Linked DNA regions of Homo sapiens: region 1 is linked to region 2. A link is an interaction called in ENCODE POLR2A ChIA-PET data of the cell type or tissue named here. Cell type or tissue: OCI-LY7. All regions are shown on one strand. Each heading gives the region's core, and the rest is flanking DNA. Links, peaks and the distances in the headings are about the cores only.

Region 1 (5,680 bases), core at 254-5,253, 84 kb after region 2:
CTAGTTATACATTCATCTAATTTTTTTTCAAAGTTTTTAACTTCTTTGCCATTTGTTTGAGTTTCCTCCCGTAGCTCGGAGTAGTTTGTTCGTCTGAAGCCTTCTTCTCTCAACTCGTCAGAGTCATTCTCTGTCCAGCATTGTTCCGTTGCTGGTGAGGAACTGCGTTCCTTTGGAGGATGAGAGGTGCTCTGCTTTTTAGAGTTTCCAGTTTTTCTGCTCTGTTTTTTCCCCATCTTTGTGGTTTCATCTACTTTTGGTCTTTGATGATGGTGACGTACAGATGGGTTTCTGGTGTGGATGTCCTTTCTGTTTGTTAGTTTTCCTTCTAACAGACAGGACCCTCAGCTGCAGGTCTGTTGGAGTTTGCTAGAGGTCCACTCCAGACCCTGTTTGCCTGGGTATTAGCAGCGGTGGCTACAGGAAAGCGGTGGCTGTAGAACAGCGGATTTTCATGAACCGCAAATGCTGCTGCCTGATCGTTCCTCTGGAAGTTTTGTCTCAGAGGAGTACCCAGTCGTGTGAGGTGTCAGTCTGCCCCTACTAGGGGATGCCTCCCAGTTAGGCTGCTCGAGGGTCAGGGACCCACTTGAGGAGGCAGTCTGCCTGTTCTCAGATCTCCAGCTGCGTGCTGGGAGAACGACTACTCTCTTCAAAGCTCAGATGGAAATGCAGAAATCACCCGTCTTCTCCGTCACTCAGGCTGGGAGCTGTAGACCGGAGCTGTTCCTATTCAGCCATCTTGGCTCCACATATGTATATTTCCATACTGGCCATCTGGGTCAGTGGAGGTTGTTGGCCTCTCTTCAAATCCAAAGAACAATAAAGCCCTCACTCAGAGAAACAGAGCAAACAGAAACATCCATAGTAGGGCTAGAAATTCCAGGGGAGGACCAAGAAGGCATCTGTCTTCATGATCACAAGGTCCCAAAATAGGCTGTCTGCAAGCTGAAGAGCAAGGAGAGCCAATTCAAGTTCCAAAACTAAAGAACTTGGAGTCCGATGTTTCAGGGCAGGAAGCATCCAGCATGGGAGAAAAATGTAGGCTGGGAAGCTAGGCCTCATATGTAAGTTTTATCACATGTTGTCTTATAAAAATCTAGTTACTTATCAGTATTCTTTGTTCAACTAAAGTTATCTGTGGCAGATATTATTTCTATTCGGTTCACCATCTTTAGCACCTGACATTCAACAGGTCTCAATAAATATTTTCAACTGTTACAGGAAAAGAGGAGGAAGGAAGCATCTCAGAAGGAGAACCAAAAGGAGGCTCAATCTCAGTAATTGTTCTTTGAAAGTTCATTGGCTTGCTAACATACTTTACTGAAATCCCATAGAAGTTATCCATATTTACTTTCAAATTTAGAATTTATTTTGTAACAGATATTAATTCCATTTCACTGGCTCCTAGTACTTTTATACATGTAGAGTATAAGACTCTGACCTTAGAAAATTTTGCTGGAAATTGGTGGTGTCAGTGAATGCAGTAGTCATACTTAAATGTCCTTCCGAACTCCCACCCACCCCATCTATCCATGAGATAATACGCAGTAGAAATCCAGTAAAGACATTCTTCAGAAACAAAATGAGTTTTCTTCAGAAATAAAATGAGTTTAACAGTCCTTCCTTCAATTATTCTTAAGCTCAGACGTTCTTCTCTAGGCCACCATCAAAGTAACCGATATGTGAAAAAACTCCCAGAACACTACAATTGTATAAACTTACCTCATGCAAAAGAAAAACTGACCACGTAAAACAAGTTCCCAACTCCCACCTACAAGAATAAGGTGAACAAACACCCTTTGAAAAGGTATGAAGTAATTGAAGGCCATAAAGCATAATGTTTAAAATTTTCTTGATGAATTTTTTGAAATATTTGCTACTACCACCCTTTTAAACAGAATAATGCTATGAAAATTAAATCTGGTGGTCCAAAGCAGTGAAAAAGATACAGTCACTGAAAAACATCTTATAGATTAATTATTGGCAATGGATTCCTCCAATCTCATTTTAGAAATTCCTGGATGTGTTTTCTAAGTAGAAATTTTATCACAGCAATTCTCAAATGGCTGTCTCATGAGCTTTTAGTATACCATGAAGCTCAAGTTTTTCAGAAGTCTAGAAATCATTTTAAATATATGATTTCCAGTTTTGCACTCCATGGCATATCTTGGATTAAAAAAGCTGAAAACGTAAACATTTACTAAATTAGTATATAACCCATACAAAACACAACATCAATGAAACTCATCCATAGGAGGATTAAAAGACATTGAAAACTTACCCAAGTAACCATAGCTACCAAGTGTGTAGAAGAAGCCTAAATCTTAATATTTAATATTTTAACTTTAAAATCTGTGGCCAAGTCAATAAGAAATATGTAGAATTCTGGAAAACTTAAAAAAATTTTAAGTCCTTTACATGCTCTATTGGGGTGTCCTATAATTAAAGGGCTGATTAAAGTGTGGAGCAATTAATGAAACAGAACTCAAGCCAAGATTTCTCCAATGATATAAACTCTTATAATTAAGTTTGAGTATTCATTTTTCTTATCTACCTGCTTACAGTCATTTCCTGCCATCACAATAGCTTATATTGCAAGTGGTTATGTGCTAGGCACCCTAATAAGAATAGAGTATACTTCATCTTAATTCTTGCAGCAATACTATGAAATTCAGACACTATGACATCCTTATTTCACAGAAGAGGAAGCAAACTGTAATGAAAAGAAGTAACAAAGAAAACCAAGTAGAGACCCTGCTCTTTTACGCTAATCTCAACTCACTAGCTGAAGAGACACAGAGACAGCATGGCGCAAGGGGAAAGAGAAAAGCTACTGGAGGAAAAGAGCAAATTATGTGGCAGTTCAGCCTCATCTACCTAAGTCCTCTTGTATCTCTTAAACTCACTTAAAATACTTTGCTTCCCATTGTGATTCACTACTGGTAAGTGAGCAAGGGAAGGAGGACAGACAGGACAGATTTCTCTTTTTCTTTTTTGAAACAGGGTCTTAAGTCTGTTGCCCAGGTAGTAGTACAGCGGTGTGATCACAGCTCACTGAAGCCTCAACCTCCTGGGCTCAAGCAACTCTCTCACCTCAGCCTCCTGAGTAACTGAAACTACAGGCACACTCTACCACATCCAGCTAATTTTTCATTATTATTTTTTGTAGAGACAGGGTCTTGCCATGTTACCCAAACTGGTCTCAAACTCCTGGACTCAAGCGATCCTCCTGCTTCAGCCTCCTAAAGTGCTGGGATGACAGACATGAGCCACCATGCCTGGCCAACAGGACAAATTTCTGCAAACTGTTGTCAAATTTCCCATCACTCAATGAAATCAGGCAGAACAAGGGAGGTAGACTCATTCTATATGACCATAGTAGGCAGAATTCTGACAGCCACTAAAATTTCCACCCCCTGGTATATACACTCTGTATAAACACCAACCCTGAGATTGTGGGCAGGACTGTGGTAAATCAAATAATGAGCGGGCCATATGTGGGCTAAAGCAAATGTCAGATTCTGACTTAAAGCCTGCCACCAGATGCAGCCGTACAGTTGAAGTACATCAACTCACTTGCCACTATAAAGCCTGCCACCAGATGCAGCTTAATTGTCACCTACTACTCAATGACAGGGTTTTGATATGAGTCTGCAAGCAACTGATTTACTATGGTCTCTGTGCAGTCAAACCTCTCTGCCAATGTTGATCTGTGTTTGTAGCCACTCCCCAGCACTAGCATCACTGCTTCAGCTCCACCTCAGATCATCACGCAAAACATTCTCAAATGGAGCACACAACCTGGATCCCTCACAAGGGCAGTTCTATTCAACATGCTCTATTCAACACATTGAATAGAGCACTAGGGGAGAACAGTAGGAATCAGTAAGTAAGTGACAAGGAAGCTCAGAGGCAGGGAAACTCGAAATGGCAGCATCAAGAGGGAAGCCATGCAGCTAGCCAAGATAGGCTAGAAGCCAGGAAGGACTCCCCATCATGGTGGCAAGGTAAGCAAAAATCCTTAACAGTCCACATTCCCACCACAGCCCCTGCAATCTTAGCTACAGAAGAGTCCTTCAGCCCTCACAGGCCCTGAGTCTAGTATAAGGAGCTGCCTGGAGTCCACGCAACTAAACTATCTCAGAGAGAATTCATACTGGATCTCACCCACCCACTGGGACCAAGCTGCTGCTGCACAGTGCCATTTTGACAGTACCGCCAACACTAGACTACATCCAGCCCTGAAGCCCAATAATCCCAGCATCTTGACATCTGTGGGATCTCCCTCCCAACATCACTTGACATCTTCCCGGAAGGTCTCAGCATCAGAACACCAGCTAGACTCGGCAGTGCAGCCAAGTCCCTGGCACCTGAGTCCTGCAGAAGCCTACACCCTGGAGAAGAGGCAGTCTTGCACATCAGGGAGTCTGCTCCAGGATATAAGGAGCTGAAGCATGTGCTCTCCAGACCTGAGAACCGCCTGCCTGGGGCTGCCACCACAGACAGTGACCCTGCCCATTCCAAGAGCAGAGCCATTGTGTATCCACATACATTGCCTGGGACACCAATGCAAATGCCTGCACATGCTGCCCAGGGACCTGAGAAGTGACTGGCCCGGTTGGCCACCATCCACACACACTGCCTGTGCAGTGGACAGGACTGAGGAATGGCTTGTCCCTATCACTGTCAGTGCCCACACACCCAGCCCAGAGACCCAAGGAAGGGCTTGGTTAGAGGTACCCCATGGCCACCATATATATCTGGAAAGTCCTCCTGGATGCCTGAGAACAGGCCTACTCAGAGCTGCTGCCACCAACACCAGCATGGACTGCCCAGGGGCCTGACAACCGACGTACTCAGACTGACACTGTTGTTAGCATCCTCCACCTGGGGACCCAAGAACCCTCCCACATAGCCACAGCCACCACCGCCCACATGACCCAACCAGGGGCTTGAGGGTTAACTCATCTGGGTCCTATGACATCCATTGCACATGCCCAATCTGCTCATGATCAACTGGGATTTATCCCAAGCATGCATAAATGGTTTAACATATACAAATCAATAAATGTGATACATCACATCAACAGAATGAAAGACAAAAACTTTATCATCTTTTCAACAGATACAGAAAAAGAATTTCATAAAATTCAACATCTCTTCATGATAAACATTCTCAACAAATTAGGCATAAAGGAACATACCTCAACATAATAAAGGTCATATATGACAAACCCACAGCTAACATCATAATGAATGGGGAAAAGCTGAAAACTTCTCTTCTAAGAACAGAAAAAAGACAAGGATACCCACTTTCACCAATCTTATTCAACATAATATTCAACATAATATCCTTTGTGTTTGTAACACAAAGGATAACACTTGAGGGGGTAGATATCCCATTTTACATTATGTGATTTTTACACATTCCATGCCTGTATTAAAACATCTCATGTCTCCTATAAATATATACACCTACTATACACCCACAAAAATTAAAAATTATTAAAAATAGATTAAAGACTTAGCTGGGTGTGGTGGCTCATGCCTGTAATCCCAGCACTTTGGGAGCCCGAGGCAGGGGGATCACTTGAGGCCAGGAGTTCGAGACCAGCCTGGGCAACGTGGCAAAACCCCATCTCTAACAAAAATACAAAGTTAGCCAGGCATGGTGGCA
Region 2 (5,680 bases), core at 206-5,205:
TTTATTTCACTTATCTTCTCAATTGTTTTCTATTTCTACTTTAGTCGTTTCTGCTCTCATATCTATTAGTATAGTCGTTTTCTCCATTTACTTTGGGCTTCATTTGCTTTCTTTTTCTAATTTATAAAGGTAGGAGCTTAGGTTATTGAATTCAGACCTTTCTTATCCAGTAAGTGCTTAATGTTTTCTAAAAACTAGTTTCCCATCTAAACACTCCTTTAGATGTATCCTACACATTTTGATATGTCTTGTTTTCATTTTCATTCAGTTAACCACTTTATCATTTCCCTTTTGATTTCTTCTTTGGTTTGTATTTTGCTTAGAATTATATTGTTTAGTTTCCAAATATTTGGGATATTTTCCAGGTATCTTTGTATTTACTGATATCTATTTTAATTCCACTGTAGTCAGAAAACATATTTTGTACAATTTAAATTATTTTAAATGTATTGAGACAGATTTATGGCCCAGACTATGGTCTAACTATCGTGATAATGTTCCATGTGTACTTTAAAAGATTGTATTCTGCTGTTGTTGGGTGGAGTGTTCTATAAATGTCATTTAGGTGTAGTTGAAAATGTTATTTAAGTCTTACATATCTTTCCTGAGTTTTCAAGTTTGTAAATTTTTCAGTCGTCATTTCTTCAAATTTTTTTCCCTGTCTCCCTCATTCATTCACCTTTGACTCTGTTCCTGTGACTCTGTACGGTGTGTGTGTGTTGGTCTTGCCTTTTCTGTTTCATTTTGGTAGTTTCTATCATTATGTGTTCGAGTTTACTCAACTTTTATTCTGCAGTGTCTCCTCTGCTGCTAATCCCATCCAATGTATTTTTCATCTCAGACATTGTATTTTTCATCACTGAGGTGTCTTGGGCATCAGGCATTTTGAATTTTATGTTGCTAGATACTGGATGAGAGAGACATATATGTATACACACAACCATACATAAAAACACATATATATGTAATGTTATACTATATTATAAATACATATGTATTCTTGAGCTTTGTACTGGGACACAACTGAGTTAACTTGGAAACATTTTGATCCTTTCCAGGCTTGCTTTTGAAGTTTGTTAGGCAAAACCATCTCAGCCTCTAGTTTAGGGCTAATCAATTTGACCTTACAACAGGCACGATAACCTTCCAAGTTCTCCTCCAGGTGCTCCAGCTGTTACTAGGTAGCTCCACTCTGGCTACTGAGAATGGGAACTAGTCCCCTCCAGTAATTGATTCACCTGCTCCTTGCCAGTGGTTCTGTACCTGGCCTGAGGTAGTTGTGTGAGCATTTGCTCTTCATACTCAGTTGAAGAGTTGAGGAGAGCTGTCTACAGATCAGCAGAGTTCTTCCTTCTCTAGTACTCCACCCTGCATATCCTAGTTGTCTTGGCCTCCTCAAATTCTCAGTTGTTTCCTCAATTCAAGGGGACTGCAGAGCTTTCCGGGTTCCCCTCCCTGTGGTGTAGCCTGAAAACATACTTCAGGCAGGAAGCTGGGGCAGTTGTAGGGGTCACATTTCTCTTTTCTCAGAGATCTCTGTCTCATGTGCCTCTTTTCCAATGTCTGGAAACTTTTTTCAATCATTTTGTCTGCCTTTTTGTTATTTAAAACAAGTGAGGAAAAACCAGTCCCTATTGCAATTTTGTCCAGAAATGTAAATAGCTTGTTGGACTTTTAAAGTCTTACAAATTTTCTACTCAGTAATCAGTAATCATATATGGAGGTAGGCCCTATCCCTCTGCCTGAGAGGGAATAGTTATTCCTGAGTATCCATAGGGAATTGGTTTCAGGACTGCTACTCATACCAAAATCCATGGACGCTCAAGTCCCTGATATAGTGTTTACATATAACCTAGGCAGATCCTCCTGTATACTTTAAATCATCTCTAGATTACTTACCTAATACAATGCAAATGCCATGCAAATTGTTGTTATACTATATAGCTTTAAAACTTGTATTATTTTGACTGGCTGCTGTAGCTCACGCCTGTAATCCCAGCACTTTAGGAGGCCGAGGGGGGCAGATAACTTGAAGTCAGGAGTTCAAGACCAGCCTGGCCGACATAGTGAAACCCCGTCTCTGCTAAAAATACAAAATTAGCCAGGCCCACGTCTGTAGTCCCAGCTACTCGGGAGGCTGAGGCAGGAGAATCACTTGAACCCAGGAGGCAGAGGTTGCAGTGAGCCGAGATTGTGCCACTGCACTCCAGCCTGGGCAACAAGAGTGAAACTCTGTCCAAAAACAAAAAAGCCCTATTATTTCTTGTTGTATTGTCATTTTTTTGTTTTATTTTCAGATATTTTTAATCTGAGGTTAGTTGGATCTGCAGATGCATCTGCAGATACAGAGGGTGACTGTGTATCCTCCCCACCTAGCTCTGCTGAAGAAGTCAGGAAATCCTGCCTTCTCAGTGAACAATCATTTTTATTTGCATTTTTTTTTTTACTCAGCTGACCAGGGCAGAAAATCCTACTCCCATGACTTTCGTAAGCATCTCCAAAGTAACCAACATCTTTAAAGATAACGAATCTCACTAAAAAAGGAAAGATATAATACTTGAAGTATAAATACTTGGAATTACCCAAGAAAACATCTTAGGTTGGAAATCAATGGTTTAGGATTCCCTTTACTGTGATTTCAGAGGGGAGAACTCTTTAACTCTGCCCCCAGCTTCACAGCGGGTCAGATTCCCCAAAAGTAACCCAGGGGTTGACCTAGTTAACATGCAGTCTCTCCTGCCAGCTGTGACCTGCTTCCTTTCAAGAGATCACTGAGCAAAGGAAATTGCGTTAGCTGATTGTGGGGCATCTGAATTGTGCTCCTCCACCCCTTTGTATTAGAGAATAGAAAAACACTTGGGTACTGTGGAGAGCCACAGGCTAACATGTCTCCAGGGTGCTGGCCTTTCAGGTGCGCACCATTCTCTAGTGACACCAGGAAAGGAGACCTTGCTGCAAAATGATGTATAGCTTCACAACTGGCTGTTAACTTTACATAAATTGTAGATTTTGCCATGTCATTCTGTGTGAAGCGCTGGAAGGATATTCCTGTGCTAAGGAAAGCAACAAAAGAATCTGAATCCTTCAGTGGTCGTGATGGTTAATGTGTTAAAGTCTTAGGGGAAAATGAAGGAAATCAGATCCAGGTGGCTCCATATCATTTCCAGAAATCACCTCTGCACAATTTGGATCCCATGTTTTTGAGAGAATGGGGAAATACAACCAGTATCCTGAAGCCATGTGAAGAATGTATCAGGAGTTTCAGTATGACTGAGAAGGGTAGGCTCTCATCTGAATTTAAAAAAAAAAAAAAAAAAAAAAGGATAAAGCTTATTTATAAGCATGTGGGAAAAAGCAAGAAATCTTTTAACACTAAAATCTGATCTGACCTGTTGGAAAGGACACTACGTTATCAATTTGAACCTCTGGCTTTTGTTGAGGTGTCTGGTGGTTGTCCTAGTTGTGTCTAAGGAAGGCTGTGGACTTGTTACCAGAGTTGCTATCACATGTAGGTGTCCTGGCTTTGCTACCTGGAACTTTCCCAAACCTTTTACATCTGTCAACCAGTATTCTTTCAGCCATAAATGGTGGCTGGCATCACCTGCCCCTCATGATCACACTGACAATAGTATTTTTATTTATATATTGTAGTATCTTTTGAACAGTGCTTTGCAGTCAGTGGAGTCTTTCCATACCTCAATTTTTCATCAAACATTGAGTTGAAGTGTTACACTTCTCTCGCAAATAAAGAAATGGGGAAGTTAGAAAATCAAGAAAGGTTAAATGAGTTGGCCAGTGTCCCAGGGGCAGGGACCTAGGCAAAAACAAAAGGCTTCTAATTCCAAATCCAGTATTCTCTGCTAAAATGTGCCACCTCCCTCCCTTTAGGGTTGGTGGAGGTATCGATACTGGGGCTAGTCCTACAGCTAATGCTTTATGATTCTTTGTTCTGCTTCACTCAGCACCTGCTGTACCACGTTATGTTTGTAAGTGGCTTAGTGTTAACTTTTCTCCAAAAGGCAGCAGGGTCTGGAACAGGAGACTGGCCCAGTCTGGCATCTGGAGAGGATGGTGGTTGTGGTGTTTTCACAGCTCCTCCATTACCACCTGGTATCATTTAGTATTACTTTGCAAACTGAATCATAAATCAACTCATTTAATGTAGAGAAGGGCAAAAGTTGCTGAGAAATGTTTTGTGGGTTGGTGCCCGGAGCTTCAACTCTGGGAGGGTGCCTGACTTGACAGTATCACCTTAGTCACTAAGGAAAAAGAGATCCAGGGCTTCAGACCTTCAAAACAATTATTACTTGCTGAGATGGCAAAAACAATTGTAGAGTGCTTCAATGGCTGAGCTTTAAACAGTTTGTTAAACTACAGATTAAATACGAATGATTCTTTTTTCTTTGAGACAGGGCCTCATTCTGTTGCCCAGGCTGGAGTTGCAGTGGCACAGTCATAGCTCACAGCAGCCACAACCTCATAGGCTCAGGCAATCCTCCCACCTCAGCCTCCTAAGTAGCTGGGACTACAGGCACGCACCACGTGCCACAACACCCAGCTAATTTTTGTATTTTTTGTAGAGACAGGGTCTCATTATGCTGCCCAGGCTGGTCTTGAACTCCTGGGCTCAAGAGATCCTTCTGCCTTGGCCTCCCAAAGTGCTGAGATTACAGATGTGAGACACTGTGCCCAGCCAGTAATGATTTTTCGTATGACCAAACCATTGAAGAAAATTTACACTTATTTTTGGTAAATGAAATACCAAAAAAAAACTTTATCAGATGATGGCCTGATATCTCCTGCACTGATTTCTGCCCCACATACCCTTTTTAGATTGAACCAAATTAGAAATATAAACCAGATGATTAAAAATTAGGTATGATTCATTTTCCAGCTAATCGGCTTTACTTCTGTTGCTCCCTCTTCTAAATGCAAAATGAATCCAAGCAGTGCTGGATTTAAGGAAGCATACATAATTAATATTACAGGGCAGGCAGGAGAGCTGGGCATGTGGTCTCATACCCCACATGTAGTTAGGTAAGCATGTATGTTTTTCAGCTGCATTTATTTCTTAGTTATTCCTAGTGGCAAATGTGGGGGGTTGATGATCACTGTGAAACAGCAGCTTATAAAATTCACCCTTTATTATCAACAGACTAAACTTCCTATTTTGCGTAGATGCTCCTGTGCACGCCTTTATTTTACACGGAATGTAAAATATTGTAATGACTGATTTTCCTTTGAGACTGTAATACAGGTAATGTTCCTATTCAACTTTGTAAACCAAGACCTGACACACAGTAGGTATTTTAAAAACTGTTTTGATGTGACCAAAATTATACAGAAAAAAAGAGAAGTACACCAGGATTTTAAAGTCTCTTTTTTTTTTTTATTTTTCACAAAGGATTTGCTGTAAGTCTTCAAGTCATTTTGTCCAATCCAAAAGCTGTATTTAAGCGTCGTGGATCCCAGCCAGGGATGCAAGAATCTGACTTTCTCAAACAGATAACAACAGTCGAAGAACTGGAACCGAAAGCAAATAACTGCACTAAGGTATTCATTACACTTGTGCTGCCCGACCTCGAGTGTCACCATGAAGAGTGCGCTACCCAAGCTATTTCCTTCCCCTTCAGGTTCTCGTGTGGCACACTCGGACAGAGAAGGTTAATCTAGCCAACGA

The links. Peaks named below come from ENCODE experiments on the same cell type or tissue, not always from the same donor. Only the 100,000 strongest peaks of a DNase experiment are listed, where the experiment ranks them.
Region 1: POLR2A ChIA-PET joins it to region 2 with 8 read pairs; 2 of 35 experiments call an interaction of 5 or more read pairs at or near these places.

What each region holds. Positions count from the first base shown.
Region 1 is chr6:70,777,901-70,783,580 of GRCh38, reverse strand. All of the region lies in intron 4 of SMAP1 (small ArfGAP 1), which reads right to left. Among named protein-coding and RNA genes, the nearest start is that of SMAP1, 110 kb to the right of the region's middle. In OCI-LY7, for the core only: no CTCF peak of the experiment used is centred there; no DNase peak of the experiment used is centred there.
Region 2 is chr6:70,861,703-70,867,382 of GRCh38, reverse strand. It overlaps B3GAT2 (beta-1,3-glucuronyltransferase 2), which reads left to right. Exons shown (of 4, transcript NM_080742.3): 3 at 5,405-5,553; 4 at 5,634-5,680. SMAP1 (small ArfGAP 1) reads right to left here. Exons shown (of 11, transcript NM_001044305.3): 11 at 5,380-5,680. Among named protein-coding and RNA genes, the nearest start is that of B3GAT2, 93 kb to the left of the region's middle. In OCI-LY7, for the core only: no CTCF peak of the experiment used is centred there; a DNase peak (open chromatin) is centred at 2,762.